Regions from separate parts of the Mus musculus genome. Here regions 1, 2, 4, 5, 6 and 7 are each linked to region 3. Evidence: chromatin loops called from intact Hi-C (ENCODE). Cell type or tissue: heart. All regions are shown on one strand. Region 1 overlaps Gm15510 (predicted gene 15510). Region 2 holds the start of Fiz1 (Flt3 interacting zinc finger protein 1). Region 3 holds the start of Ube2s (ubiquitin-conjugating enzyme E2S). Region 4 holds the start of Nat14 (N-acetyltransferase 14). Region 5 holds the start of U2af2 (U2 small nuclear ribonucleoprotein auxiliary factor (U2AF) 2). Region 6 holds the start of Hspbp1 (HSPA (heat shock 70kDa) binding protein, cytoplasmic cochaperone 1). Region 7 holds the start of Zfp628 (zinc finger protein 628).

Region 1 (4,000 bases), 230 kb after region 3:
CTCCTTGCACCGTGTTGGTCCCAGGGCTCAAACTCAGGTCTTCAGGTTTGATGGTAAGCACTGTTTCCTGTTGAGCCATCTCCCAGGCCCACTTAGAGGATATCTCCCGATGTAGTCCTGGATGGTCAGGAATTCACTGTGTAGACCAGGCTGGCTTGGAACTCGGAGTTCACCCACTTCTACCTCCCTAGTGATGTGATTCAACATTTTGCATTGTAGTTACCTGTTTGTCTGTCATCTCTGTATTTGTCTGTCCAACACAGATGCGACTGACTTGGAGTTGGGGCACATGACACAATGTTAGAACGAAGTGAGACATCACAAGTGTGAAAATACACACTAGATTTCTAAGACAGCGTAATGACAGTCAGGTTCCAGTGTGTGAGAGCCAGGTGCAAGGGCTATGATGCAGAATGACTGCAGAAAAGAGGAAGATAAGATTCAAGGGTTCATGATCTGAATTTATTGAGGGGGTGTGCTGATAGAAGTGTGATCCTAGGCGGCAGGCAGAACAAGTGCTAAAACCTGTATAAGAATGAAAGGCTAGGGGGCACTGTGATCTCATCTAACTTAGAATGTGTTTGTGATCTTCAGCTAATAGGAAAGGGGCAGGCAGGTGCATCCCTGACATTGAAACAGTTCTGAAACCCTACATGTTACTCTAGGGACATGTCTGTGGTTTCCAGGAAAAAACATGGTTTGCTTTGCAGTGGTTGTGGTGGTTATCAAGATGGCTACAGTGAGGTCAAGCTGAACCATATAGCCACTATTAGAAGTAGTTATTCTAGAGCCAGAGAGACGGCTTAGTGGGTAAGGGTTGCTGCTGTGCTTGATGGCTTGCGTATGATTCCCAGAACCTACATGGTAGAAGGCGAGAACTGACTCCCAAGTTGTCTTCTGACTTCCACACAAGTGTCACGGCATTCACTCCCCCTTCCCCATAAATGTAATTTAAAATCATTTGTTAAAGTAGTTATGGGGATGGAGAGATGGCTCAGTGTTTGGGAGTGTTTCCCGTTGCTGCAGAAGATCCAAGCTCAGCTCCCAGCACCCATACTGGGTGGCTGACAATCATCTGCAACTCCAATCCAGGGAAGGGAATTCCATGCCCACTACAATTGCCACAGGCTCTGTGCACACAGCAACACATACCGAATTAAAAGGAGAAACACAGCTTGGTGGTGCATGCCTTTAATCCAATCACTTTAGGGAGGGAGAAGCAAGTAGAAAGGCATACTCTCTGAGTTCCAGGCCAGTCAGTGCTGCATAGTGAGATCCTGTCTTAAAACAAACAACTCCCCACCCCCACCAGTCACCGGTGGTGACGCACGCCTTTGATCTTAGCACTTGAGGGGCAGAGGCAGGTGGATCTCTGAATTTAAGGTTAGCCTGGTCTACAGAGCCAATTCCAGGACAGCCAGGGCTACACAGAAACCTTGTCTCAAAACAAAACAACCCCAAAACATTTATTTTTGCGTGTGTGTATGTGTATGTGTGCATGCATTTGTGTGTTCAGGCATGCCATGTTCCTGGAGGTCAGGGGACAACTTGCAGGAGCAAGTTCTCTTTATCCATCATGTGGGTCTCAGGGGTTAAACTCAGGTTAGGGAGTCAGAAGAAGGTTGTTGAGCTTGGTAGCAAGACAGTTGACCCTCCTGGGCCACCTCACCAGTCTTGGACATAGGTCTTTGTATTTGAATTTCACCATCTGTTAAAATGGAGGGAACATTTTAATACTTTGAACTTTGTCGCCCCCATAAGGCCTAGGAGAGAGTTTCTTGTGACAGTGTATGGAGAAGCTCTGTGACAACAATCAATCAGCTTGGGTTTGTCCTGGTTTGTTTTCTATTTCAGTGATAAAGGCCCTGGCCAAAAGCAACGTAGGGAGGAAAAGGTTTATTTCACATCACAGCCATCATGGAGGGAGTCAGGACAGGACTCAAGGCACAGCCATCATGGAGGGGAGTCAGGACAGGACTCAAGGCACAGCCATCATGGAGGGAGTCAGGACAGGACTCAAGGCACAGCCATCATGGAGGGGAGTCAGGACAGGACTCAAGGCACAGCCATCATGGAGGGAGTCAAGACAGGACTCAAGGCACAGCCATCATGGAGGGGAGTCAGGACAGGACTCAAGGCACAGCCATCATGGAGGGAGTCAAGACAGGACTCAAGGCACAGCCATCATGGAGGGGAGTCAAGACAGGACTCAAGGCACAGCCATCATGGAGGGGAGTCAAGACAGGACTCAAGGCACAGCCATCATGGAGGGAGTCAAGACAGGACTCAAGGCACAGCCATCATGGAGGGGAGTCAGGACAGGACTCAAGGCACAGCCATCATGGAGGGAGTCAGGACAGGACTCAAGGCACAGCCATCATGGAGGGGAGTCAGGACAGGACTCAAGGCACAGCCATCATGGAGGGAGTCAAGACAGGACTCAAGGCACAGCCATCATGGAGGGAGTCAGGACAGGACTCAAGGCAGGAACTGAAGCAGAGGCCACAGAGGAGAGCTGCTTCCTGGCTTGATCACCATTATTTCTTCAATTTGTTTTCTTATCCACCCTAGGACTCTTTGCTCTGGGGTGACACCACTCACAGCATGCTGAACCCTTCCATTTTAGTCATCAATCAATCAAAAAAAGAAAAAAAGTCCCACAAACTTGTCTACTGGCCAATCTACTAAAAGGCATTTTTTCCCCTTCATTTTCTATTGTGGTTCCCCTTCCCAGAATATTCTCTCTAGGTTGTGTCAAGTTGACAAACAAAAAAAAAAAAAAAACCCTCAACAAACAACAGAACAAACAAACAAAAAGAGATTAAAGGAACTCCCCACCACAGCCGACAGGCATGTTTGAAGTGGAACTCTCAGGTTTCTTTGGGAACTCAGTTATGTCATATGATGTTTTGCTGGTGCAGATACATGAAAGAGTGTTCTGCTAAAGTAGACACAGGTGAAAGGATGTGTGATGCTTAGGAAGAATATAAATATGACTGCAGATGGTGGGACATGGCTTGGGCATTGTTTCACCTTGATAGTCTTCACTGAAGATGCTCTGGTTACTGTTGGCCATGAACCACGTGGCAAGTGTTCTCTTGTCATGACTTCATAGAGATTAACTCACCAAGGAACTTCTCGTGACGTCAGATTCCAGTGGCTTCTTGCCGCTTCTGTAGACTCAGGCTGATTGGCAGATGTCTTAGTTAGGGTTTCCTGCTGTGAACAGACACCATGACCAAAGCAACTCTTATAAAGAACTACATTTAATTGGGGCTGGCTTACAAGTTCAGAGGTTTAGTCCACTATCATCAACTCGGGAACATGGCAGCATCCAGGCAGGCACAGTGCAGGAGGAGCTAAGAATTCTACATCTTGTTCCAAAGACAGCTAGGAGAATACTTGTTTCCAGGCAGCTAGGACAAGGTCTTAAAGCCCACACCCACAGTGATACACCCACTTTAACAAGGCCACACCTCCTTTAACAGAGAAACATATCAGGACATGATATGTCTGACTTTGAGAGGGAGAGAGGTGGTGGTTGGGACAAGTGAGGACATTAGAGGGGTTAGACTGATGTCTGGTAGACTTTATCATGACCATGTCCCAGCTAGGTGGCAGGGTGTCTCCTCTGTGTTGTGGGGAATCAGATCCAGAGCTTTGGGGATGCTAAGCCACCCGGCAGTAGCTTTTTTAAAAGTTATTTTATGTATATTGGTGTTTCTGCCTACTCGGATGTTTGTAGACATGTATGCCTGTTACAGGAGACAGAAGATGGTGTGGGCTCCCCTGGAATTGGATTTATAAATGGTTGTTAAGCTGGGTGCTGGGAATGGAACCTGGGGCTTTTACTAGAGCAGCCAGTGCTCTTAACTGCTGAAGCATGGCTCCAGCTCCATCCAGAAGTATCTTTTCAGGGAGAGGTGGGATTTACTATCTGATCAAATTTACTCATTCACTAACTGATATTTTGTTTTGTGTCTCTGCCCTCTTCTTGGCT
Region 2 (4,000 bases), 200 kb after region 3:
TTTCTAAGTTAAATCTTCACTGAGACTTGCTTCCAAATCCCACCTAACTTCTCCTTCAAATAAGTCACATTTTTCTATAATCACCTCTACTTCGCTATTATATTCTTAGCTTGCCGCCAAGCCCCCCCCCCAAGCATTTTTACCTTCGTGATAAAAACCTGATAGTTCCACTAAAACTTTCCAAATTGCACACCTAGATCGCTGCCCCCCCCCCCGCCCCCCGTCTTGTCTTGTTGTTTTTTCTTTCTTTCTTTCTTTTTTTTTTTTTTCGAGACAGGGTTTCTCTGTATAGCCCTGGCAGTCCTGGAACTCACTTTGTAGACCAGGCTGGCCTCGAACTCAGAAATTCGCTTGCCTCTGCCTCCCAAGTGCTGGGATTAAAGGCGTGCGCAACCACCGCCCCGCTAATGCCCCCACCCCCACCCCCTTGTCAAGGTAAGCTTTTCTTTAAGTCACACCTCAGGCAAACTTCACACAACATACTCTGGGCCTCTGTTGTCTTACTGGACCCCAGTTTTCCCCTCATCTTACGAAGTTTCTTCAATTTTTCAACCAAGGCCCTTTCCCCCATTTCATGAGATTCACGCCTCTTTGCTAGGCCCCACTTTATATAAACCTCTCCATTTTCTAACCAGTCTCCACACTTTCTTGAAACCCCTCCCCTCCAACTATAAGCCACGCCTCAACAAGCTACTCCTCCAGTTCTGCCCCGCCCCGACCACCTTAAGCTCCGCCCCTCCTGCGCCCTACGGTGTCTGGTGCAGCCGGCCCCCACCCCCACCCCTGCTCGATCTTGCGAACAAGGCCCGGAAAACTGGCCCTTTGTACCCCTCTCCCTGCCCCTACAAGGTGCAGTCTCGGGCGCCCGAGTCGGGGGCAGGTCAAGCGGCCCAGGAACTAGGCAAGACCACCTTGCTTTTGCGTTGCGGAGGTCCTGGAGACCAGGCAGGCCTCCGGGGGGCCGGGAAAGTCTGTCCGCTTTCCTGTTTAATTACTTACACCTCCCTCTGGGCGCCGACATTTTGGGTAGCGGGGTCAGCGTCACTTCCACCTGAGGGGCCTCTCGACTTCCGCCTCAGCTCTCTTCTACGCCCCCCCAACCCCCCTTTACCCCTCCTTCTTGGCTTCTCTATCCCGCCCCCGCCCCGCCCTTCTGTGTTTTCCTTTCCTATTTCCAGCCGCGGAGGTTAAAGAAGCTAGGCTAGCGCCATCTTTGTTGAGGGCAGGGCAGGGGCGGGGCCTAAGTTACCCGCGGCGCCATATAGACTAAGGGCAATACTCTCAGCGTGCAGCATTTCGTAGCCCACGGTGCGGTTACAAAGAGTTAACATAGATGTGTTTAGATAAGATTGCTTTTTTTTTCTAGTCTTTGACTTCTGCTGGGAAGGATGCGGGAAGAGGGAGAAAAATCCAAGTGGTCAAACTTGTTCAGAGTTAGGAAACACCAAGCACCATTTTACTACTTTAACTCCATGGCTCTTTGAAGCTGATGGGCGCCATATTAATTAGGGGCACTTAGCAGCCATTTCCCGCTTCTCATCTATCCGGTACCTGTATTTGATTGGGTCACCGGGTTGGGAAGGCTTCGTGGGAGGAAAGGCATTTTTGCAGGTGGTTGGGGATTTTTGTGCGTTGTCACTGGGCACACGAAGGCGCCTGATACGCAGGCGCATTTGTTGCTAGCGTGTCGGGGCCTTGGGACCCAGGGCATCCTCTTTGTTCCCCGCGGGCGCTGGCAGCAGGGAAGGGAGGGAGGGGCCCCCGGCTTCCGTGCCGAGGGGCGGGGTCCAGCTCACGCTCTGCTACCTCCCACACCCCCGCCCCGCCGCCGCCTAGGGGCTGGGCCCCCTCTCTCCCGCCCCTTCCCACGCTTCGGCCCGTCGCCCCCGGCGCGCGCGCGCGTACACACGCGAGCCCAGGCAGCATGCAAATGAGGTACCCAGAGGCGGGGGGCCCGGGTGGGGGGGATGGGGGAAAGAGGGTGGTCCCGGCGCGCGCGCATAAGCGCGCACCCGGCACCTGTTCCCAGCTTCTTTGCTCTCTCCTGCGCACGTCGACCTCGCGCCCCGCCGAGCGGTCTGGGCTCGCGCGCGCAGACCCCCTTCTGGCAGCCCCTGCCACCAATGTCCCCGCGCCGCTCATTGGCCACCGTACCCTGAGGGCCCGCCCCGCTTGCGGGCTGGGCCACTCGCGCCTGACAGGCACGCGTCGTACCGGACTTGTGGGTGGGAGAGGGTCGAAGAGCCACTCTGTCACTTCATAGGTATGTTTCAGAAACTCAGCTTCTTGTCCAGGCTTCCTCATCGTGCGAACCATATGATCCTGGACAAGTTGCTTCTGTGTGGACCTCATGCTATGTGCATATTAAAAGGGGGTGCAAGTTTTGGGGGTGTAGCTCAGGCCCAGTATGTGTGAGGCCCTGATTAGGATAGCCAACACCACACACAAAACTTTAAACCAACCAAACAATAAAATAATAAAAAGAGGGGTGCAGGGTCCCCCGACAGAATCTGCTGCTAGCTGCACCTTTGACCTTTGACCCCAAGTACACTCAATTCCTACTATCCTGGGATCTTGTGGGCACTGGGGAAAGTCCTGGAGCTTTCTATTTTCTAGACTGTGCACTAAGGACATTTTTGAAGCTTCCTCATTCCTGTCGATTCTCCCAACAACCTTGGTATATTGACTTTATAGAGAAGGAAACAGACTCAGGCAAAGCCACTTGTAGAATCACATGGTGATTGTTGGCCAAACTGGATCCAAATGAAACCCTTTGAAAATGTTCCCTCAGAGGATTGCTGTGAGGCTCAACGACCAGTGCTGTAGTGCTGGCTCTTATGTTCACAGCATGTCTGGGTTAGTAGGTAAAACCAATCAAACAAACCAATAAACAAAAATCCCCGATTTCCATCTTACAAAAGACACAAATAAGCTCAGAGAAGTAAGGATCTTGGCTAAGGTCACACAAAGGAAGGGACAGACTCAGCATTTGATTTCTGGGTATATGACTTCAAAGCCCAGACTCTTAGCAACTTTCATATATATCTTTCACAAATCAATAGCTTTTGGCTAGGACTTGTCTCTCTTCATGCCCCCCCATCTCTGTGGGGAGCAGGAGCCTTTTGAGACCTTTGTGACCCAGAATTTGATGGGCTGTTTCAAGGCCTACATTCTTAGCTGGATTTTTTCAAAAATTTATTTATTTTTGGCTTGTTTTGACTTTAAAGGCTTTTTGTAGTTATGTTGATGTAATGAAAAACTATGACCATAGCAACGTATAAAGAAAGCGTTTTAATTGGAGGCATGCTTATATTTTTCAGAGGGTTAGTCCGTGATCATCTATCTTGGTTGGGAGAATGGTGACCAACAGGCTGACATGGTGCTGGAACAGTAGCTAAGAGCTGACATCTGATCCATAGGTTTGAGGGAGGAGGAGACTGGCTTGGTGTGGGATTTCGAAACCTCAAAGTTCACACCTAGTGAAACACTACTCCATAAGGCCACACCTACCACATCAAGGCCACACCTCCTAATCCTTCCCAAACAGTTCCACTAATGGATCCAAACACTCAAACATAGAACCCTGGTGGGAGAGGGGGATTCTTATTTAACCTCCATGAAAGAAAAACTAGATCCAAAGGTTAAGAAGTTATGGGACACCCTTTGGTGGAGGGCAGTCAGCATGTCTTACTAACTTATACAGAATGTCTTATATGGATCTCAAAAGTCTTTAGAAGGAATAGGTGAGATACTGGGGTACACGGGGGCTTAGACCCTCACCACACTGACACCGCCCCCTCTCTTCTCTTAGCCGGCTCCAGTACCCAGACTCGAGCTCCCCACTTCTCAATGGACAACCCCAGCTCAGACCCGTTGCCTTCAACTTTGTCTGGGGAGGAAGAAAAACCTCTGGCCTTACTGCCTCCTGTTCCCCGGGGGCGCCGAGGCCGACCTCCAGGGGGAGCCACCACCTCCAATCGGACTCTCAAGTCCTCCCTCC
Region 3 (4,000 bases):
ACCAGTTTCCCCTCACAATGCTTTTTGTTTAGTCTTGGGACATTCGATTGATTAGTGTTTCAGATCCCCTGGCATACATTTTTTTTTTTTCTCTTCAAGACAGGGTTTCTCTGTGTAGCCCTGACTGTCCTGGAACTCACTCTGTAGACCAGGTTGGCCTCGAACTCAGAAATTCGCCTGTCTCTGCCTCCCGAGTGCTGGGATTAAAGGCGTGCACCACCACGCCCAGCTACACTTTCTATTTCTGCTTCACTTATATGCATCCTCACGTCTCTGGAAAGTAACACTTGACAGCCTTAATGCAAGCCTAAGCAAAAGGCCACATTTTGTCATAAGCACCTGAGAGGCTGAATCCTATTTGTCCCACAGCCACAAGACAGAAGAAATCTGGTCAAGTGGCCCCTCCCTTCCGTGCTCACACTCACCAGGGCCCTCGATGGTAACCTGCAGGTCTGTGAGATCCTCCTCATTGGGGAAGACTTTAATGCCATCAGGTGGGTCTGCCGTCAGTGTTGTCACCTCCTTGTACACTAGGCGGATGATGTGGGGCGGCAGATTCTCCACATTGGAGTTCTAGGCACGGAGGGAAAAGGAGAGTGAGCAGCCTGAAATAGCTAGGATTAAGGTGGGTGGATACCAGAATCCAGACTTTAGAGGTCCGAGGTTGTCAATCACTGCCTGTCAACTGGACCTAAGATGCTTCTGGCTTTTGCCCCATGGCTGACCGGGACGGTGTCTCAGAAAAAGCTTCTACGTGGCTCAGCGTACCCGAACCTACCCAAAGCGCTCGTTAAGACGCGCATGGGTCCACTACTGGTTCCAGGTGGGCCTGAGGCCTAGCCGGAGCCCTTCCCCTACTTAGGCTTGAAACAACCCCATCAACCGCCGCCCCCCCACACACACCAAAAAGAAAAAGGCTGGACGAAATGGCGGCGGGATGTCTTGCTCCTTAAAACACCCATGGGCGGGCCGCAAGGCGCCCAAAGCCCTCCCCAAGGTTCCGAGGGCTGCCTGGGCTCCCGCACCGTTTGTTGAAAGGCCCTGGGGCCGACTCCTGGCTCCGGACGTTCAGCCATGCCACCAAAGCACTCAGAAGCTGGCCAGAAAACACTTGGGACGCCGCAGTCGCCTCCTCTGCCCGAGTCCCCAACGGCCCCTCGGGCCTCCCGCGTCACTCACCATGACTTCAGCCGGCCGGGGGCGGGTCCCCCCGGCCCCCTTCCTGCACTCCTCGGACCGCCGGCCGGGGCGGGGGGCCCAACTGCCGGCCGCTGTGGCCCTAGCGAGGCCCCCGAGGCCCCACTCCGCTCCCACTAATTCCGACGTCCGCTACGAAACGCTCACAACGTTACGTCTGCTCCTCGGTAGAACCGGCCGCGCGCCCAACACCGCACTTTTATAGCTACTCGCAGGCCCCGCCCCCTCACGGCACGTCTCGACCGCGTACGTCAACGCGCACGTTGCTGGGCGGTCAACGCTCTTTTCTCTGTTCTTGTCAGAATAGTAGCAGAAGTTCGAACCCAGTTTGTGAGGAGTGCTATCACAATGAGGGCTCACGCCGGCTGAGGAGTTGACCTGGGAGAACCAAGCGGCTAAAAACCTAGAGCAGAGAGAAAGGGGGCGCCCGCCGAGGCGACGTGGCCGCTGATTGGACCGTTTGAATGAGACGCCGCCACGACTTGGGGTGCGCGCGCGCGCTCCGGCCTGGAGAAAGACGCGCACGCGACTAACGGTTAGGCAGGGGAAGGGGCGGAGCGAGGGAAGACAGGACTGGAGGGGTTAAAGGGATGACGGAAGGGGCCTTGACCAATAAACAGGGGCGGTCGTGATCTGGACTTGTGGGGCAGGTAGGAATTGAAAGCTACTAATGGGAAGCCAGCTCAGTGTGATAGACTCCAACCTCGACCAATGAAATGTCTCAATTTCTTTTGTGTATGCAAATGTTACGCTGGGAGTCTGGCGACCTCACCTGGAAGCCATGGAAGGGCGGAAGTGTGGACATAATTTGTCTATGGGGCTCCATTTTGTTCTGCGCTCCTGTTATGTGTTAGGAAGCCCTCAAAATCAGGTTGGTTGACTCCGAGGGCTTGGACTTCCTGATCCTCTAGAGTATGACTTGTGACTTTTGCCACCATTGTTTCTGTAGGGGTGCCAGAGGAAGAAGTCAGGGAAGTCTCACGTCCTTATTGAGAGCTTTGTGACTGACCTCCAGACCCCATAGACTTCTGTTAACTTTTTGAGAGACAGAATTTCATTACTGGCCTGGAACTCCTTTTTCCCCCGGGGTCGGGGGTTGTTGTTTTGGCTTTTCTTTTTTTAGATTTATTTATTGTTTTATGTAAGTACACTGTAGCTGTTTTCAGATGGTTGTGAACCACCATGTGGTTGCTGGGATTTGAATTCAGGGCCTTCGGAAGAGCAGTCGATGATCTTAACCGCTGAGCCATCTCTTCAGCCCTTGTTTTGGCTTTTCAAGCCAGGGTTTTTCTGTGCAGGCCTGGCTGACCTTCCTGAAACTCGAGCTATAGACCAGGCTGGCCTGAACTCACAGAGATCACCTGCCTCTACTTCCTGAATACTGAGATTAAAAGTGTATGCCACCATACCCTGGCCTCGTTCCTTTTATATCCATCCTCTAGCCTATGGGATAGTGCTGCCCACATTTAGGTCATCTCTTCCCTCACCCATAATTAACCTCCTGGTCCTGTCCTTACATATACTCCCAGAGGCTCTTACTAACCATGAAGTGTTAATCCAGTTATGACAGCATGGCAGAGATCTAGAGAGAATTAAACTATCTGCAGTAATCCCATGCTGGGGAGAGAACAGACTGAAGCTTTGACTGCAGAGGAGTAGGACCTCATCTCCCAGGAAGAGATTTCACAGTTCTGACAACCTGTCTCATAGCTAAATCTGCATAAGCACATTTCTTGAGTCTTGTTTCATGTTTTCTGTAAAATTGTAGCTTTGCTAGAGGGAAAGCAGAAAGAAACAACCCTCTTCCCTGACAAGATCTGGCTATAGTTCTTAGGAAACTCATTTTCTTCACCAATTCTTTTTATTTATTTATTTTTATTTTATTTTATTTTATTTATTTATTTATTTATTTATTTTTTCCGAGACAGGGTTTCTCTGTGTAGCCCTGGCTGTCCTGGAACTCACTTTGTAGACCAGGCTGGCCTCGAACTCAGAAATCTGCCTGCGTCTGCCTCCCAAGTGCTGGGATTAAAGGCGTGCACCACCACGCCCGGCTCACCAATTCTTTTTAATTTATTTATTTTGAACATATAAATGTTTTGCCTGTATATATGTAGGTTCACAGTATGTATACCTGGTGCTCAGGGAGTTTAGAAGGGAGTATCAGATCCTCTGGAACTGGAATAACTGGTGGTTTGAACCACCATGAGGGTACTGGGAACTGAACTCAGGTCCTCTGTAAGAGCAACAAGTGCTCTTAACCACCAAGCTATTTGTTCTATTTGAGAACAGTATCCAAGAATGGAGTCATGTCAGGAGGATTTTGAGTGCTTGTGAGACAAGAGTCTTGTGACCTCTGTTTCGTCGAAACATGGAATTGTTCTTGGACTGTGTTTTGTACTCCTGTGCTCCTCCAAGATGTAGCAGCTAGGAGTGGCTTTGCTTCAGATTACCCCAATTGCTTGCTGATGTTATTCAGCTAAATGTTTAAACTGTACTTTACATACCTCTATGGAAAACAGGTTTTTGTTTCGTGTGGCTTGTTCTTGTGATTGTAGACAGTCTGAATTCATGAATCCTGTGGCCTTTCTTAACCCTCAGGGTATTACAGATCTCCATTTCTCAACATGTGGGCCTTGACCCCTTTGAGTCGGCGGTTGAAGAACCATTTTACAGGGGTTGCCTAAGACCATTGGAAACACATATACTTACATTATGATTCATAACAGTAACAAAACTACAGTTGTGAAGTAGCAATGAAAATAACTGTGGTTGGGGGTCATCACAACCTGAGGATCTGTGT
Region 4 (4,000 bases), 110 kb after region 3:
GCAGACTCTTCCTGCAGTCCAACTGGTACACACGTTTTGAAGAGACCCCCTCCCCGCAATTAACTGTTCTCCTCAGCTGGGCTGGGGTCAGCCCCAGAGTCAGGGGGGCTGCTGGCTGGACTTGCTAATAAAGACCCAGAATCTCTTCCTGGTTTTGTTTTCATGGGGGAGGTATAGTCATGGGCATAGCCCCTGCTTCAGACCTGGAAGTCTTCATTCTTGCTTCCCGGATCTGAGGTGACTTGCTTTGTACTTGGAGGGCTAAATGCTTCTCCGGGGTGGGGTCCAGCTCCCCCATCCTTTAAACTGTTAAGGCTTTTACTGTGCTGGGGGTGGGAGGGCGGGTACACTTGCAGAGGACAGAGAGACAGTGGGAGTCAGTCATGTGGGTTTCCTTTTGGCAAGCTCTCTTACTCCCTGAGCTATTTCTCTGGTCCTTTCCCAACCTTTGTATGTATTCGTCTGTAGTTGTACTTATAGCAGGGAGGGTTAGGGATCAATTTCTGGATTTTCCACTTCTTTCCTATAAACCACCCTTACCTCACCTGAAAGGTAGGTAGAGGAATATTATTAATTCAAACGATACCCCAGGTGCCTCCGGGTTGAGAATAAGGTCTCAGCTGATGGGGATGCTTGATGCTACCCCTCATCCCTTCCCTCAAAGACCCAAGCGCCAATGAGATTAGGTTCACAAGCAACGCCTCCTCTTCCTGATGCTCAGGTCGCTTAGCAACGAAGGACCAGCAAGAAAGGAGCTGTGCTAATCCTCCCAGGCAGGCCGGGTAAGAAACCCTCTCTGTCCCCCACTCCCATCCCCCCTTCTCCAAGGTTCTCCCACTGGCCTCCAGCAGGTCACAGCTCTTCCCTCGTCCTCGCAGTTTCCTCCATTACTCCCAACCCCTGCCCCATAGTGGGGGAAGCTTGGCAACAGTTGCTAAGGTGCCGGTCTTGCCTCCAGTCGGGAGCGTGGACGTCACTTCCGGTGGTGACCCTCTCCTGCCCCTGCCCCCCTTCTCCCTTACTGTCAAGGGATTCGAGCAACCCCGTGGAGGTGCCTTTCAGGGCCCTGTTTCTGCTATGTGGGGTGGGACCACTTCAGGAGACCGGCTGCTGGAGTTTGGATAGGGGATGAGTTTACAGGCAGATCAATGAATGTCTTCTCCGGAGTGGGGGACGATTCGGGACGATTTTCAGAGCCCCACTGGGTATGGAGGCACCTGGCCTGCCACTGTGACAGTCTTCTTTGGCAATGCTCTAGGGTCCTTGGCGATCTGGGAAACACTGCGGCCCATCCCTCCCAGGGCTCTTAGAACTCAGGTGCCCACCTAACACCAACCTACTTGTTTTCAGCAGGTGTACAACGTCAGCTCCCTTGGGGAGGGGCCTGCCTGGGGGCTACCATGGCCCCTAACCACCTGTCAGTGCGGGAAATGAGGGAAGATGAGAAGCCCCTGGTGCTGGAGATGCTGAAGGTGAGAGGCCGGCAGGGGCACCAGTGAGCATGCGCAGCTTCTTAGGGCCATTCAAAGTGGGTTCCATCAGCCCCGCCCACCTGCCTGAGCTCCGGGGGTCCTGGGGGAGGGGATTTTCGCCTCAGCTGTTTTTAATTGGTCTCTTTTCTCTACTGCCTTCTCCCTACTTAAACCTCAGCTGCCATTTTTAAAAAAGCAATTGAAAGGGTGTAGGGGCTGGGTGTTCAGGTCTCTTGACCTCCATTCAGCCCCACTTACCAGTCCCAAAATGAGGGCTACTGAGACACACACACACCCCAGACCTTCCAGCGAAGAGCCCATGTCTTCACTTTGCCTATCCTGTTCAGTCTCCTTTGGTGCGTTACCTTAGCATGCCATCCGGACTCATGGGCCTCAGGTCCTAAATCAGTTCATTTCATTCGGGCAAACCGCATTCATTCGCTCAGCCCTTAACACCCAATGGGCCAGACTGGGACCACCCCATCCGCTGGCTTCTCTTCTCACTTGAGAAGAGAAATCCTTCCTCGGAAGTTCTTATGTGATGAATGGCTGAGCCTCTACTCCCACCCACAGGCTGGTGTAAAAGACACGGAAAACCGTGTGGCCCTCCACGCTCTGACACGACCTCCAGCCCTTCTCCTCCTGGCTGCAGCCAGCAGCGGACTGCGCTTCATCCTGGCCTCCTTCGCCCTGGCCCTCCTGCTGCCCGTGTTTCTGGCTGTAGCCGCTGTGAAGCTGGGTTTGCGAGCCCGATGGGGCTCTCTGCCTCCACCAGGCGGCCTGGGAGGGCCCTGGGTGGCTGTCCGTGGCTCCGGCGATGTGTGTGGAGTCCTGGCTCTGGCCCCTGGTGCCAACGTGGGGGATGGAGCCCGAGTCACCCGCCTCTCTGTCTCTCGATGGCACCGTCGCAGGGGCGTGGGCAGAAGGCTGCTGGCCTTTGCCGAGGCTCGAGCCCGAGCATGGGCTGGAAGTATGGGGGAGCCTCGGGCCCGGCTCGTGGTCCCAGTGGCTGTAGCCGCTTGGGGGGTGGCAGGGTTATTGGAGGCCTGTGGCTACCAGGCAGAGGGAGGCTGGGGCTGCATGGGCTATATGCTGGTTAGGGAATTCAGCAAAGACCTGTGATTAGAGACCATGCCCACTGGATAGATGGGCAGAGAACCAGCACCTAAAGAACACCTACTGTGTGCCAGGCACTTTACATCCCCCCCTCAGTGTCTACCTAGTCTGCTGGGCTGATAGTGAAGCACCGAGGTTGATGGACTTACATTCCCAGTGTGCCTGCCAGCTGCAATGAGGACTCTAAACTCAAGTAGAACAAATCCCTTCTTGGTCTTCTGGGACCACTAGAGGTCACCGTGTCCAGTCCTTTGCCTCACCCCCACTGCCCCAGTCTGTATGCACTGAAAAACGTCGGGTTCTGGGTCTACAAAGCCCCTGCTGCCTGTGTTTGAGGTCTGGAAGGGAGATTTGAGGAAAGAGAGAGAGAGAGAGAGAGAGAGAGAGAGAGAGAGAGAGAGAGAGAGAGAGAGAGAGAGAGAGAGACTAAAAGTTAGAGTCTGTGACAGGGAACTCCCAAAGGGGACAGATCTTCTGGGAGTGGGTGGGGCCAGGAGCACAGTGTCTCCAAGCCCATCTGGTTTTTTACACTGTTTGTTAATAAACCCTGAAACTTCTGTGTGCCTGTCTCCTGTCTGATGCATTTTCCAGCTGCTCTCTCCAGACTCCCTCCTTCTGTCTGGCTCCTCCTCTCCGAAGAAGTTGACATTAATTGCTAGGGAAGTGTGTGTGTTGGGGGGGGGGGGGGGGCGCTGGGAAGAGGAGAAGCAGTGAGCTCACAGCGGCAGCCAGTCTTTGCCAGGCCTTCTGAGTCATGCTCCCCATTACCAAAGTTTTCCCCCTCACAGCTGCCTGGTGTGTGTGTGTGTGTGTGTGTGTGTGTGTGTGTGTGTGTACCCCCTCCAGACCGAAGCCTTGACCCCTCAGTCTCTCTACCCTCCATACCTTTGTTCTGGGAACTGGTAATAAGTTCAGACACTCTTTTCTCGAATCGGCACTGGGAGCTTCCCATCCAGATTTACCACAGTGGGTGACAAATGGACAGGAGTTTTTCAGTTTCTTTTCCTGATCTAGGAAGTCCCTCCTAGTATCTGGCTTCAGGCCCTCATGCTACTGCAGGATTCCCCAAAATCTGTCCACTCCCAGCTGCACTTACTTGCCTGGCTGGACAATAAGAGGAGGCAGAAGGGTGTGCCCTCAGCCCTGTCCCCCAGACACCCAGGCCTGCCCCTTCCCAGAGCTGCCATCCCCATAAGCATCTCTGAGCACGTGGCCCTCTGGAGCCTGGCTGGCCGCCTCCCTCCAGTGTGGGTGTTTGCACTTGAACACCTCCCTTCTGCCTGCCCCCCGCACCCCCCCCTCCAGCCTCAGCTGTGGCCAGCCCCCTCCCCCTCCTGTCCCCTGCTGCATCCCTGCAGCCTCTCTCCCTCCTGGCAGAGCCTTCAGCCCAGCCTGCTCCTAGCTGTCCAGGG
Region 5 (4,000 bases), 250 kb after region 3:
AGCCATTTCCTTCTTGATTTCAAAGACTTCTCTCATTTCCTATCTTGTGATGAGACTGCCCTGTAACTCATCAGCCTCAAGCACTTGGCATAACTGTCTCCCAGAGTCTATATTTCCAGCCCAGGTTCCTCATCTTAGGGGAAATGTCCCTTTGTCAGTAGACCCATTGCAGTCTACTGGATTCCTCAGAGGGGCCCTGCCAGCACCCCAGGATTTCTGAATGATGCAGTCATCATCCATTAGAGGTACCCTGAAATACCAATCAGGGTTCTGTCTTCCCTCTACCCTGCTCTACATTATCATGCCTCATGTTTCTTATTCTTCAAAGGCTGTGGGGGTCCCAGTACCTCTGTCTCCTAAGCTTCACCTTAGGGTCCTGAGCGGATCCCACTCCCTTGTCTTGCTCTAATCTACAACTAGTAACAGCATGGTGGTGTCACCTCTTCTGACAGGCAGGGCCCTATCTCATTAACCTGTGTTGACTGCCATTCCCAGCACATTCCCCACTCAAGGCTGCCCTTTCCCAGAGCTTTAGCCCTGGTTTCTTGGAGTACTTAGCCTTTATTCAGGCCATAACCCTAACCTCTGTATCCAGCTGAGCTGCTGGCAGGCTTTCTCATTGCTAACCATGGCAAAAGCTCTAGTAAAGGGACCTAGCACTGGGATGGGGACATGCATACCCTCTCTTCCTATACTGAGAGCTCTATCCAGGGTGACTCCTATCTTTCCCTGGTATGACTGGGCAGAGTCTTGGTTTCAGTTCTCAGGAGTTCATCCTTCAGAAGATGCTGAGTCTGAGTTGGCTCCCTATCTAGGGGAAGGTAGTTAGCATTTCCCAGTACCCAAACTGAACCCTGACTTCTGTAGGAGTCTGATATCCAATCCTCCTACCCAGAGGCACTGTCTGCCTCTCGGATTTTGACTCTTCACTCTGGAGCTCCCCAGGATACATTTCCCCCACAGAAACTCTGCATAGTCACAGATTCTCATGAATTCCCTGGACCTGTTTCAGTCAAGTTCAGAGCCTAGAAAAATGCTCACACTATTCCCCGAATCCCAGCTGGCTCTATGGCATTCAGTGTAGCTAATGTCTCTACTTGGGGACTTCACCCTGCCCTCATTCCGAGGACTTGGCCTCCATGTCCATCTTTCCCCCCTCAGGGCAATTATAGGACATTGTGTCACAGTTCACTTTTGTCTCTCTTTAGAGGACTACTGCCGGATGAAGCCTGGACCTCGGAGGGTTGATGGGGACAGCAGGGCTGGGGTTGGAGAAGCCTCAGACCCCGAGTCGGCAGCCTCCTCCTTCAGCGGGGTTTCCGAAGACGGAAGTGCCAGTGAAAGGAAGAGGCAGAAGCAGAAGGGAAGTACTAGCCGGAAGCGATTTGGGAAGACCAAGGCTCGAGAGAGGCAGCGGGGTGAGTGGGGAGTGGGTACATGTGATGGGTGTGTTGAGGGGTTGTGTACCCAGAATCGCAGTGTGAGCTCTACAGTGATGCCCTAACTCTCCATATACAAAACAATCAGACTCAACTTCATCTCACAGCCCTTTTCGGTCCTGAGTTAATTTTAAATTTCGTTTTACACCAACCAGCAGATTTAGTCCTGTGTCATCAGAAAGGAGGTCTCTGGGCCCATCTCCTTTCTTCTGGTGTCCAGGCCTGCCTTCAATTTCCCTGGTCTACTTCTTGCTCAGGTCTTAACTGTTTTCCATCTTGTTATCCTTTCTCTTCCTGTATGGGGCTCCTCATGTGTCCCCACTTCCATGATTTCTTGCTTGCTTGTTTTCAAATCTGTGTGCCTTTCACCCCTTTTCCTCTTTATGCCTGCCTTCCTGTTTCTACCTGGGTTCCCCCATGTCTCCTTCCCTCATGAGTGTCTTTTCCAGTCCTCCTCTTTCTGTCCTCTTGGTCCTGCAGTGAAGGATGCTGATGGGGTCCTCTGCCGCTACAAGAAGATCCTGGGCACCTTCCAGAAGCTGAAGAGCATGTCCAGAGCCTTCGAGCACCACCGTGTGGACAGGAACACCGTGGCGCTGACCACGCCCATCGCAGAGCTACTCATTGTGGCTCCCGAAAAGCTGGCTGAGGTGGGAGAGTTCGATCCATCCAAGGAGCGCCTGCTAGAGTATTCCCGCCGCTGCTTCCTGGCACTGGACGACGAGACTCTCAAGAAGGTGCAGGCTCTCAAGAAGAGCAAGCTGCTCCTGCCCATCACCTACCGCTTCAAGCGGTGATGCCGCCGCCCCGCACGCCTCCCCCCCAGCAGATTGCTGGCTAGGTCGGCCTTCCCGGGGCACCGCCAGGGCTAGAAGCTGCCCTTCCTGAGCACTGGGCCCTGCTTCTCGGCCGCACACGCTAGGCACCCCGTCTCCATTTCACCCCGCAGGGGCTGCCAGCTAGGCCTCCTTAGCCAGGAGTAGCCCATCTGCATCCCATGCAAAGACAGAGTATTATTCTGAGAGTTTAAATTAAAGAGACATGAAAATTTTCAATAAACTGGGCCCCAGGTCTTACTAGGAAGGGAATATGCTGGGAAGGGGTGGCCGTCGCCACGGAGACTGGGACAGGAGCGCTCAGCCAGAAGCCTCTAGAGAGGTTGGGGAGGGTAGGGTGTAATTAGCCCCAGGAGGCAGAGGTGGGAAGCGGAGCAGTAGGAGAAACTGAGGTAAGACGACTTTAAGAAGGCAGCGCCTGGGGCATTGATTCAATGAACGTTTAGCTGAGCCAGCCCGGAGGAGGTACCGGGGCGCTGGGTAGACTCTTTTCCGCCTGCCCGCCAGGGGTCAGGAGATCTCTCGGAGGTGTCACATTCGGCGCTTGCGCAGCAGGAGCAGGGGCGGACAATTTAACGCGATTGCCTTGGCAACCGGGAGAGAGCAGTCAGGTTTAACCGTCTTGAAGTTAGTGCCTTGGGGGCTGAGGTTGGCGGTGGGGGAAGGGGTGTGTGGGAGGAGATCGGGCGCACGCGCAATGTGGATTTAGAATGGCGGATCCTCCGGAGCGCTGAGAAAAACGTGCCCTAGACCGCTACGCAGGCGCAGAAACCCCTCTCCAATCACCGTGCGCAGGCGTCCCAAGCTGAGCTAACAACCTCCGCAGCGGCCTCGAACACCCTTTGTCGCACTGGCTGCTACTGTCCCACACACTTTCTCTGGCCTTCCGCGAGGTCAGTTTTTTCAGTTTTCTCCTAGAGAGCTAGGGACCGAAAGCTGAGACCCCGCCCCCTCCCCCGTAGCTATCTGGCCCACCTCCCATCAGTCCTCCCTCCCTTTTCGGGTCTTTAAGCCGAAAGGAGCCGAAGCAAGAGCGGAAAGAGCCGAACTTCCCTCCTGGGCGTGAGACCTTCCCGAAGCAGTGGCGGAAGGGACCGATATTCTCCGGAAGGGGCGGAGTGACCCTGTGGCGCCTCCGGAAAGAGCCGAAGACTAGAATCGGGCTTAATCTCTAGAGGGGCGGTGAGCGAGCGCTGGAAACCTTCGGAAAGAGCCGAAGGCCCGGACGGTTAGGATTGTTGGAAGTGACTGACCGCTTGGACAGGGTCGGCGAGGGGTGGGACGGATTTCCAGAGGAGGCCAGAGACAGACGGTTTGAGTTGTAGGAAAATCCGTGTCTTTAGAGGGGGCTGGTGTCGGGGAACGCGAAGACTCGCGGAATCCTCCGAACGTTGAAACGCTAGTTTCCGAAAAGTTACCGAAACTCGGGCAGCCGGCATAATCCTCGCTTCGGGTGATTTTGACGGCGACCGCCGCCTTCCGACTGCTCCGTCCGAGAACAGCCGACAGGCTTCGGAGCCGAGCTCGGGGAAGTTCCGGGGGGGGGCGGGTCGGGCGGGACGAGGGGGTGGAGCCTGGGAGGGGCGGGGCTTGGGGCTTGATTAGGTAGGCGACGGAGTGCCGGCGGGGGCCGGAAGTAGCCGAAGCCAGCGGCGGAAGTAGCCGGAGCGGGCGGGCGGCAAGGCGAGGCGAGAGCTGCACAGGGCCCTACGCGGCCGCCTAAGC
Region 6 (4,000 bases), 130 kb before region 3:
ATCTCAAAACAGGAAAGAAAAGGGGAAGAAGCTGTAAGGCTTTGAAATCACGCTCCTGGACAAATTTGGGCAAACTATCTCATTGCTCTATGCCTATTTCCACCTTGGCACAACATGACACAACATGTATAAATTATTCTGTAACTTAACTGAATTACTACAATATTCTATGTATCGTAAATGTCAATTAAAAAAAGTTACATGAAAAATTCCTATCAACCTTTAAGACAATTCTGTAAGGTTTTATTATAGCTATTCCAAATTCATTGATTAAAAAAAAAAAATCAGAGGCAAAGAAAGGATGTGAATTGCCCAACCAAGGTCATGGCTGGCAACTGGCAAAACCCAACTACGTTGTGTACGAGTCAGTATAGACTGGAACATCAGAATTGCCTGATAAGACACTATCATTACTATTATCACCATCAATTCAAAAATGAACGAACACTTGAGGATTCGAAAGATTAAATAATATACCCAAGGTCACACTTGTGGAGACAAAGCTGAATCTAGTTCTGCCTGGGTCTAGAGAACCCAGCTTGCTTTTAGACTTTTCACTCATCATGAGACTTCCCAATACAAGGCTGCGATCGGACACTTTACAGCTGACCTTCACCCTATCATGATGCCACATTTAGACTCTAGCTCACCACCCAGGAAGACAACAGCTTGTAGCTCACTAAGCCACTCTCCCCAAGACACTTAGATCCTCAGGACCCTCACCCAACCTTCTTAGGTCCTCATACTTTACCTCCTCGCTCATGGGTTCTGGAGGGGGGTCTGGCTCCTGAGAACCCGCAGTAATAGCCATCTGCAGCAGGCCTTGGAGGTTCCGTGGAGGCCGGGGGTTGCCTGAGCCCCCCGCCGAGGAACCACTGCCCCCTGACGAGCAACCCTGAGAGGCCGGAGGCAACGCAAGAGGGAGGCGACTGCCCCCTGAGCCTTTGTCTGCCATGGACTTTCTGTGAAGGAAGAATGTGTTTAAAGGAAATTGATGGTCACCGCTGAGGCAGCAATGGTGTCCGGATGGGTCGACTCTTGAAGGTCTGCTGAGAAGGTGGAGTTTTGAAGGTGTTAGGAGTCTTCTCATGATCCCAAACCATTCTGCCTGCAACCACCTTAACCATAGCCCCCTTTCCTTCCTTCATACTAACAGGACCCTTGCCCAAATCCAGATGTCCCTCCTTGCTCCCTAGCAACAGGCCCCACCTACTCCCTGGCAACGAGCCCCCCCAAGCTCCCCAGCTTGCGTCCTCGTCTCTTAGCAACCCCACTGCCCCGCCTCCATGGCAACAAGCCTTCGCTCAGTCTCCTTAGCAACAATTCTCCTCCCGTGTCTTTGAAGAGGGGCGCCCCAATGGGGCTGATCTCACCTTGCCGGGTCTAGAGCTGCCACCACGCCTAAAGATAGACTAGGCTGCACCTGACTCTACTGGGCGCCGCCATCTTTACCGGAAATACGCAGTTCTCACACGGAAGTGCCTCACCCCAAGCTGTTTGCCCAGTTCTAAGCAGCACCTCTTAGCGGATGCGGCACTTAGCTCCGCCTCTGTCGACTAGGCCCCCACCACTTTCTCTTTGTCACGCCCCTACATTTCGCGCTTTTGTTATAAGCCCCGCCCCCTAGCTCCTCTGTTTATCTTAGCAAACAAGGGACTTTCATGGCGAACTCCTCCCCTCCCAGGCATAGGCCCCGCCTATGCCCATATTCCCCGCCTCTTTTCTAGGCCTTTCGGCCTGTCCCAGTCAAGTCCCGCCTCTTAGTACCTGGAACTTCAGCTTGTCCTGTTCGGCCACGCCCCTGCGTAGGCCACGCCCCTTCTCTGCTGCTGCTGCTGCTGCTGCTGCTGCTGCTGCTGCTCAGACGGTTTTGTTCCTCACTCAACTGATTTTAACTGCATTTGCTCCTAGAGTCTCGGGATATCTCCCCTAATATCCCACCTTTGTAACCTGAGACTCGGGCTCACTTTTTTCTAGGCCTCAGTTTCCCCATTTATTACCGGTTTCAGTGTGGAATACTCTGTGTGAGTTGTGTGTCTTCATGTGACTATGCATGGTGTGTGGGAAGTCCCATGTCAACATCAGCTGTCTTCCACCTTCGATCTTCCAATCATTTTAAAAATATTTTTAGAGTTACTTATTTATTTATTTATTTATTTATTTATTTATTTATTGGGTTTTTCGAGACAGGGTTTCTCTGTGTAGTCCTGGCTGTCCTGAAACTCACTTTGTAGACCAGGCTGGCCTCGAACTCAGAAATCTGCCTGCCTCTGTCTCCCGAGTGCTGGGATTAAAGGTGTGGGCCACCACTGCCCGGCTAGATTTTATTTTTAAAGATTGTTTTTAATTATGTAGTAGGGGAGGAGGCAGATGCCTGTAAATGCAGGTTTCTATGGGGCCAGAGACAAAGGACAAACTAAAGCTGTAGTTACAGGCAGTTATGAGACAACCAATATATATATATATATGGGTGCTAGGAACCAAGCTCAGGCTCTTTGCAAGAACAGTAAGTACTCTTAATGACAAGCTATCTCTTCAGCCTCTTAAATTATTGTTGTTCTTTTAATTTTTTTGTAGACTTACCTATTTACTTGTGTACAAATAGTTTGTGGTTGGTTAGTTTTTGTTTTGTTTTTTGAGACAGTGTTTTACGGTATAGCCTTGGCTGTCCTGGAAGTTACTCTGTAGACCATGCTGTCCTCAAACTCACAGAGATCCACTTTCCTCTGCCACCTGAGTGCTGGGATTAAAGGCGTGTGCCACCACTGACCCTGAACATTTTGCCTGCATGTATGTGCGTGCACTGTATGCTTGCTTGATGGATTGCCAGGAACTGGAGTTACAGATGGTTGTGAGCCATCATAATTGGGTGCTAGGAGTTGAACCTGAGTCTTCAGCAAGAGCAATAAAGCAACAAGAGTTCCTAATCATTGAAATATCTCTCATTGAACTCTCTCTCCGTCCCACCCCACCCCTCTTTTGTTTTTTGTTTTGGAGATGGTTCCTTATTTTGGTGTTTTGTTTTGGGGAGGCTCTCAGTATGTAGCCTGGGCAGGCCTGCAGAACGATGTGAGCAGGTTGCCCTACAACTCATAAATATTCACACGCCTTAAAAGTAGGTACACTCAGGGATGGCGAGATGGCTCAGCGGGTAAGAGCACTGACTGCTCTTCCAGAGGTCCTGAGTTCAAATCCCAGCAACCACATGGTGGCTCACAACCACCCGTAATGAGATTTGACACCTTATTCTGGTGCGTCTGAAGACAGCTACAGTGTACATGTGTATAATAATAAATAAATATTTTTTAAAAGTATGCACACTCACCCTGCTCCGTTTTATTCATTTTTATTTTGTGTATGAGTATTTTACCTACTTGTGTATATATACACACCTTATGTACCTGCTTGGTGCCCTTGTGGGCCAGAAGATAAGGTTTGTTCCCTGTAACTCTTACTATTGCTGTTAACAAATATCTTGTTTTTAATTTTGTTTTGATATGGGTTTCTCTGTGTAACCCTGGCTGTCCTGGAACTCATTATGTAGACCAGGCTGGAATCAAACTCAGAGATCTACCTGTGTCTGCCTCCCAAGTGCTAGGATTAAAGGTATTTGCCACCATTGCCTGGCTTGATTTTTGTATTTAAAAAGAAATTATTTATTTTTATTAGTACTCTGTCTGCATATACATCTGCATGACAGAAGAGGGCATCAGATCTTGTTATAGATAGTAGTTGTGAGCCACCATGTGGTTGCTGGGAATTGAACTCTGGACCTCTCGAAGAGCAGTCAGTGCGGTTTGTTTGTTTGTTTGTTTGTTTTGTTGTTTGGGGGGTTTGTTTGTTTGTTCGACACAGGGTTTCTCTGTGTAACCCTGGCTGTCCTCTAGACCAGGCTGGCCTTGAACTCAGAAATCCGCCTGCCTCTGCCTCCCAAGTGCTGGGATTAAAAGCGTGCACCACCACTGTCTGGCTGCAGGCGATGCTCTTCACTGCTGAGCAA
Region 7 (4,000 bases), 100 kb after region 3:
CTTCCCACTCCCCCATTTTGGAATGGGAATTGAAAGGACAACATAAACCCCATTTGTCTTCATTTAAGGACCAGGCCTGACTTTGAAAAGAAAGCAATTAGGCACCAGCTCCAAGCAGACCACAAAACACAGAAACAAGGTCATAAAACTCCTCCCAAAGAAGACCTGGGGATAACCACAAAAATGGGGAAAATACTTTATCTCAGAATGGGCCATCTGCGCTGGGTAGCCCTACCTCATCCTATAGTTAAAGTTCGTGACATAGGAATGCAGGCCACTGACCACCCATGACCCCCCCCCCCCAGCCTAGCACTCACCAATGAAATTTTAGATTACCTGATCCTTCCTGACAGTCCCCCTATAAGAAGGCCTATGCACCTTTGTCTGGGGTTGACATTTTGAAAAATATTTGACCTCTGCATGCTGGTTGTTTCTCTAGAATAAACCGTCTTTGCATACTGAGTCTGAAGTCTTCAGCGACTTGACTTTCGGACCCTACAGGGTGTCTATTGTGTCACTGCATATCAGAATCTTGGAACTTTCTTTTTGACTTTGCAGGGCCTCACAGCTAAGGGGCTGCCTTGAATCTCAGGCGAGACTTTGAACTTAAATAATATATTTCTTTTTATGTGTATGTGTGTTTTACCACACTCATGTCTGTGCCTGTGTCCACGGTGTCTCGGGAGGGTTCTGTGGGACTGGAGTTACAGTTGTGAGCCACTGTTGTGGATTCTAGAAATCAAAGGCGGGTTCTCTGGATCTCTCTCTCTCTCATACATAAAATGAAAAAATGTAAATTACATTCAGCCACTTATTTTGTGTGTATGGGCATGCATGTATTTGCCACACAGCATAGATGCTGATTGGAGGACAACTTGTGGGAGTTTGTTCTCACCTTTCACCATATCCATGTTGTAAATGTAATTGCTATTTTCCAGATGTAATTGCCATCTCTGATGTCTACTGTTGAATAAACTCACCCTTTCTAGCTCTTTCTGAATTCTGGCTGGCTGGTTCAACTCAGCTTCTCTGGCCTAAACACCTCTCCAAAGTGACTGATTCTCTCAGCTTCTGACTGAATTGCTCTGCTTGACCTCAAACTAACTCTAGAAATCTGTTCTAATTTGGCTTCTTTTTATTCTCTGGCTCATTGTGTCTTCACCTGCAACTTGTCTCTATAAAACCATCTCTATGAAAACTACCTCTGAACTCCTCTGCATAGCCTCTCAACTCACTGATTCAACTGAACTGGTTGCCTAGAACTCAGAGATCTACATGCCTCTATCTCCTGAGTGCTGGGATTAAAGGCATGCACCACCAAACCTGGTCCTAAGCTTTTCCTTACCTGAAACTTGCTCTATTCCAGGCTGGCCTTGGACTCAAAGAGATCTGCTTGCCTCTGTCTCCTGGAATTAAAGGTGTGTACTAAGGTCATATCTGTGTTCCAGCCACAATAGCCATGTTGCTGGATTAAGACTCCTCTATGGCTTCACTGGGCAGCGAGCATCAGTACCATCAGTCTGAGCCATCTCACCAGCCCTCTAAGTTAGGGCTGGGGTGATAGCTTTGTAGTTAAGAACAACTGCTAGTTTTACAGAGGACTGGGCTTCGGTTCCTTGGGACCACACCAGACAGTTCACAACTGCCCTGTAACTCTAGCTCCAAAGGATCTGACACTCTGTTTTGGCTTCCTCAGGCACCAGGCACACATGGGGTGCACAGACATGCATGTGGGAACTCACATATACAGAGAAGGTAAAAATAAATAGATCTTAAGAAAAAGGCAGCCGGGCAGTGGTGGCGCACACCTTTAATCCCAGCACTTGGGAGGCAGAGGCAGGAGGATTTCTGAATTCGAGTCCAGCCTGGTCTACAGAGTTCCAGGACTGTCTCGGAAAAAAAAAAAAAAATTCAAGGCCAGCCCGTGCTACATGAGCCTACAAGAGCCCATTGTCTCAAAAAGTAAAAAACAAAAACAAAAAACAATTAAGACAACAAAAATAATCTATCCGAAAGTCTCAGCACAGGCTCAGAAAGCAAGCTTGGCCCCAGATACCAGCAGGCAGGGGAAAAAAAGCAGGCTTGTAGGGGCAACTCAGACTCCCGAGACCCAGGCCATCCCAGGCCATGCAGGAAGGTTGAGTGCCTCAGTTTCCTTCCCAGCACGAGGGAACAGGGTCTGCGTGTACACCACGGGCCTGAGGCTTGGACCCCCGGGATTCTGCATCTGGCGAACCCCAGCAGTGGGTGGGGCCGGGCCGGGCTTGGCGCGTTGCGTCATGACGCACGAAGGCGGCGGCGGCGGGGTTTGTGTGCGCGAGAGGCCGCCGATAAAGGTTGAGTGCCTCGCGCCGGGGGCCGTGGGGAGGGAGCGCGCCCCCGCCCCCTCCCGGGCCGCGGGTCCCGCAGCGCTGTGCCGGGCCCCGCTTCCCGTCAGCCCCCGCGGGAAGGCCCTGGGGTTCTCCTTGATCCCCCTCCCCGACCGGGGCCACAGGTGAGAGACCGGAGGGCGCGGTGGGGGAAGGGCCGGAGGGCGGAGTCGTTTGGAGAACGGCGAGCGGGAAACCGGAAGGGGTACCTTAAAGGGAAGGTCGCTATTTCGCCTCCGATATTTAATCTGTTAGGCCGGCTCCGCCCTCTTAAAGGGGTAAGGACAGTGTGTTTAGCTGCATTTTTGCAAAGCTTCCTGCCCTTTCCCTTCTCCCCTTTCTCCTAAAAGGGGGTTATTTCCTTAAAAGCGGGTGATAGTTTCCCAAACATTGAAGGAAAAGTTTCATAATTCTGCTGGTCCCTAGACTATCTGAACAAAGAGATCTTTTTTCCCTCCCAGATAAAACCTCATGTAGCTTAGGATGCCGTCAGACTCACTGTATAGCTGACAATGACCTTAAATTTACGATCCTGCTGCCTTCATCTGCGCGCTGGGATTACAGGCCTGCCTGTGCCACCACGCCCAGTTCTATGGTGTACTGTGACAAGAACCCAGAGCTTTGTGCATGCCAGTCATTAACCCTTAATAACCGAGCTACATCCCAAACCCCAAGAGCTTCCTCGTAAAGCCCAGACGCTTAAAGGGCACTCTCACTGCTAAGATGGGTCCCTGTTCCGTTGGGCCTCTTGTGTTAAAAGATATGGCCTCAGAGGCACAGACAGTTTCTGAACCTCATTTGTCACCTACACGCCAAAAGGAACAACAGCCCTTTAAAAAAACAATCCTTCATAGCCTATTGCCCTTTGAAAAAGAAATCCTTTATAACCTGTCAAAAGGGGGTGCCTCCCTCTCTTCACTCAGACTGTCTTTACTGAGCATGCTCTCTCCTGATGTTTTGGTGGGTGATGGATGCATCAGAGAACGATCGATCGAACGAAGCAGAGGTTCTCTGTTTGGATGATGTGAACATTGACAGAGTAGAACAAGCAGTAAGAGACTTATATGTTGATGGGACTGTCCTGGGGTACTGTCACTGCAGTACTGACTTCAGGATTTACTAGGGAAGGGTCAAGCTGGCACTGTGTTTTGTTACCAGTGGCATCCATCCTATTGAGTCAGGAATCCTGATGAACACCCATCCATTTATTAGACAGCCCCTCTGACAAAGAATGACCTGTCTCCAAATCTCTGTGCTGGTGAGGTTGAGAAGTCCTGGCTAGGGTGGTGGTGATGCACGCCTTTGAGCCCAGCACTCAGGAGGCAGATGCAGACATCTGAGTTCGAGGCCAGCCTGGTCTAGGTAGTGAGTTCCAGGACAGCCAGGGCTGTGCAGAGAAACTGTGTCTCAAAAAGACAAAGAGAAATGCTTGCCCTATAGTATTTAGAAGGTGATGGGCCCCGTGAAGAAGGGAGCAAATAAGGCATGGGAGGAGATCAGGGAGTGCTCAAGGGTGGTCTGAGGAAGGCTCTCTGGGGTGAGTTCTTGAAGACTTGGAGGTGACAGTGTGAGTTGTGGATGGTGGAGGGGAAGGGCACTAGGCATAAGGTGGTGGTAGCTTTCCCTGCTTA

Evidence for each region. Peaks named below come from ENCODE experiments on the same cell type or tissue, not always from the same donor. Only the 100,000 strongest peaks of a DNase experiment are listed, where the experiment ranks them.
Region 1: it touches region 3 in a loop (2.4-fold over the local background); 3 of 42 quality-filtered maps call a loop at or near these places.
Region 2: it touches region 3 in a loop (9-fold over the local background); 5 of 42 quality-filtered maps call a loop at or near these places.
Region 4: a loop joins it to region 3, with 2.9 times the contacts of the local background. A loop is called at or near these places in 13 of 42 quality-filtered maps.
Region 5: a loop joins it to region 3, with 4 times the contacts of the local background. A loop is called at or near these places in 4 of 42 quality-filtered maps.
Region 6: it touches region 3 in a loop (2.8-fold over the local background); 2 of 42 quality-filtered maps call a loop at or near these places.
Region 7: it touches region 3 in a loop (8-fold over the local background); 11 of 42 quality-filtered maps call a loop at or near these places.

The regions. Positions count from the first base shown.
Region 1 is chr7:5,045,772-5,049,771 of GRCm38, forward strand. Gm15510 (predicted gene 15510) reads right to left here. Exons shown (of 4, transcript NR_166619.1): 3 at 3,128-3,216; 4 at 1,176-1,708. It also overlaps a transcript of Zfp580 not described here. Among named protein-coding and RNA genes, the nearest start is that of Zfp580, 3.8 kb to the right of the region's middle. In heart, a CTCF peak has its summit at 1,761; no DNase peak of the experiment used is centred here.
Region 2 is chr7:5,013,626-5,017,625 of GRCm38, forward strand. Fiz1 (Flt3 interacting zinc finger protein 1) reads right to left here and starts at 1,103. Exons shown (of 3, transcript NM_001110329.1): 1 at 1,000-1,103. Zfp524 (zinc finger protein 524) reads left to right here and starts at 1,883. Exons shown (of 2, transcript NM_025324.2): 1 at 1,883-1,935; 2 at 3,812-4,000. The coding sequence starts at 3,850. In heart, a CTCF peak has its summit at 3,956 (motif pointing right); DNase peaks (open chromatin) are centred at 756, 926, 1,776, 2,136 and 1 weaker place; H3K4me3 peaks cover 2,704 bases; H3K27ac peaks cover 2,577 bases.
Region 3 is chr7:4,810,984-4,814,983 of GRCm38, forward strand. It overlaps Ube2s (ubiquitin-conjugating enzyme E2S), which reads right to left and starts at 1,357. Exons shown (of 4, transcript NM_133777.2): 1 at 1,180-1,357; 2 at 426-573. The coding sequence starts at 1,182. In heart, a CTCF peak has its summit at 1,964; a DNase peak (open chromatin) is centred at 1,788; H3K4me3 peaks cover 2,905 bases; H3K27ac peaks cover 2,662 bases.
Region 4 is chr7:4,921,858-4,925,857 of GRCm38, forward strand. It overlaps Zfp628 (zinc finger protein 628), which reads left to right. Exons shown (of 3, transcript NM_170759.2): 3 at 1-146. The coding sequence ends at 40. It overlaps Nat14 (N-acetyltransferase 14), which reads left to right and starts at 729. Exons shown (of 3, transcript NM_001358881.1): 1 at 729-782; 2 at 1,351-1,472; 3 at 2,046-3,149. The coding sequence starts at 1,401. The coding sequence ends at 2,594. Ssc5d (scavenger receptor cysteine rich family, 5 domains) reads left to right here and starts at 3,964. Exons shown (of 14, transcript NM_173008.3): 1 at 3,964-4,000. In heart, CTCF peaks have their summits at 1,486 and 2,239; DNase peaks (open chromatin) are centred at 914, 2,364, 3,224, 3,874 and 2 weaker places; H3K4me3 peaks cover 3,942 bases; H3K27ac peaks cover 3,942 bases.
Region 5 is chr7:5,058,288-5,062,287 of GRCm38, forward strand. Ccdc106 (coiled-coil domain containing 106) reads left to right here. Exons shown (of 5, transcript NM_146178.2): 4 at 1,209-1,418; 5 at 1,920-2,498. The coding sequence ends at 2,236. It overlaps U2af2 (U2 small nuclear ribonucleoprotein auxiliary factor (U2AF) 2), which reads left to right and starts at 3,856. Exons shown (of 12, transcript NM_133671.3): 1 at 3,856-4,000. In heart, CTCF peaks have their summits at 2,019 and 2,778; DNase peaks (open chromatin) are centred at 2,084, 2,854, 3,284, 3,924 and 1 weaker place; H3K4me3 peaks cover 2,328 bases; H3K27ac peaks cover 2,397 bases; H3K27me3 peaks cover 854 bases.
Region 6 is chr7:4,683,521-4,687,520 of GRCm38, forward strand. It overlaps Hspbp1 (HSPA (heat shock 70kDa) binding protein, cytoplasmic cochaperone 1), which reads right to left and starts at 1,461. Exons shown (of 8, transcript NM_001360629.1): 1 at 1,374-1,461; 2 at 752-1,046. The coding sequence starts at 955. In heart, a CTCF peak has its summit at 1,536; DNase peaks (open chromatin) are centred at 871 and 1,581; H3K4me3 peaks cover 1,798 bases; H3K27ac peaks cover 1,467 bases.
Region 7 is chr7:4,912,912-4,916,911 of GRCm38, forward strand. Zfp628 (zinc finger protein 628) reads left to right here and starts at 2,306. Exons shown (of 3, transcript NM_170759.2): 1 at 2,306-2,494. In heart, no CTCF peak of the experiment used is centred here; DNase peaks (open chromatin) are centred at 2,310 and 2,968; H3K4me3 peaks cover 2,329 bases; H3K27ac peaks cover 2,373 bases.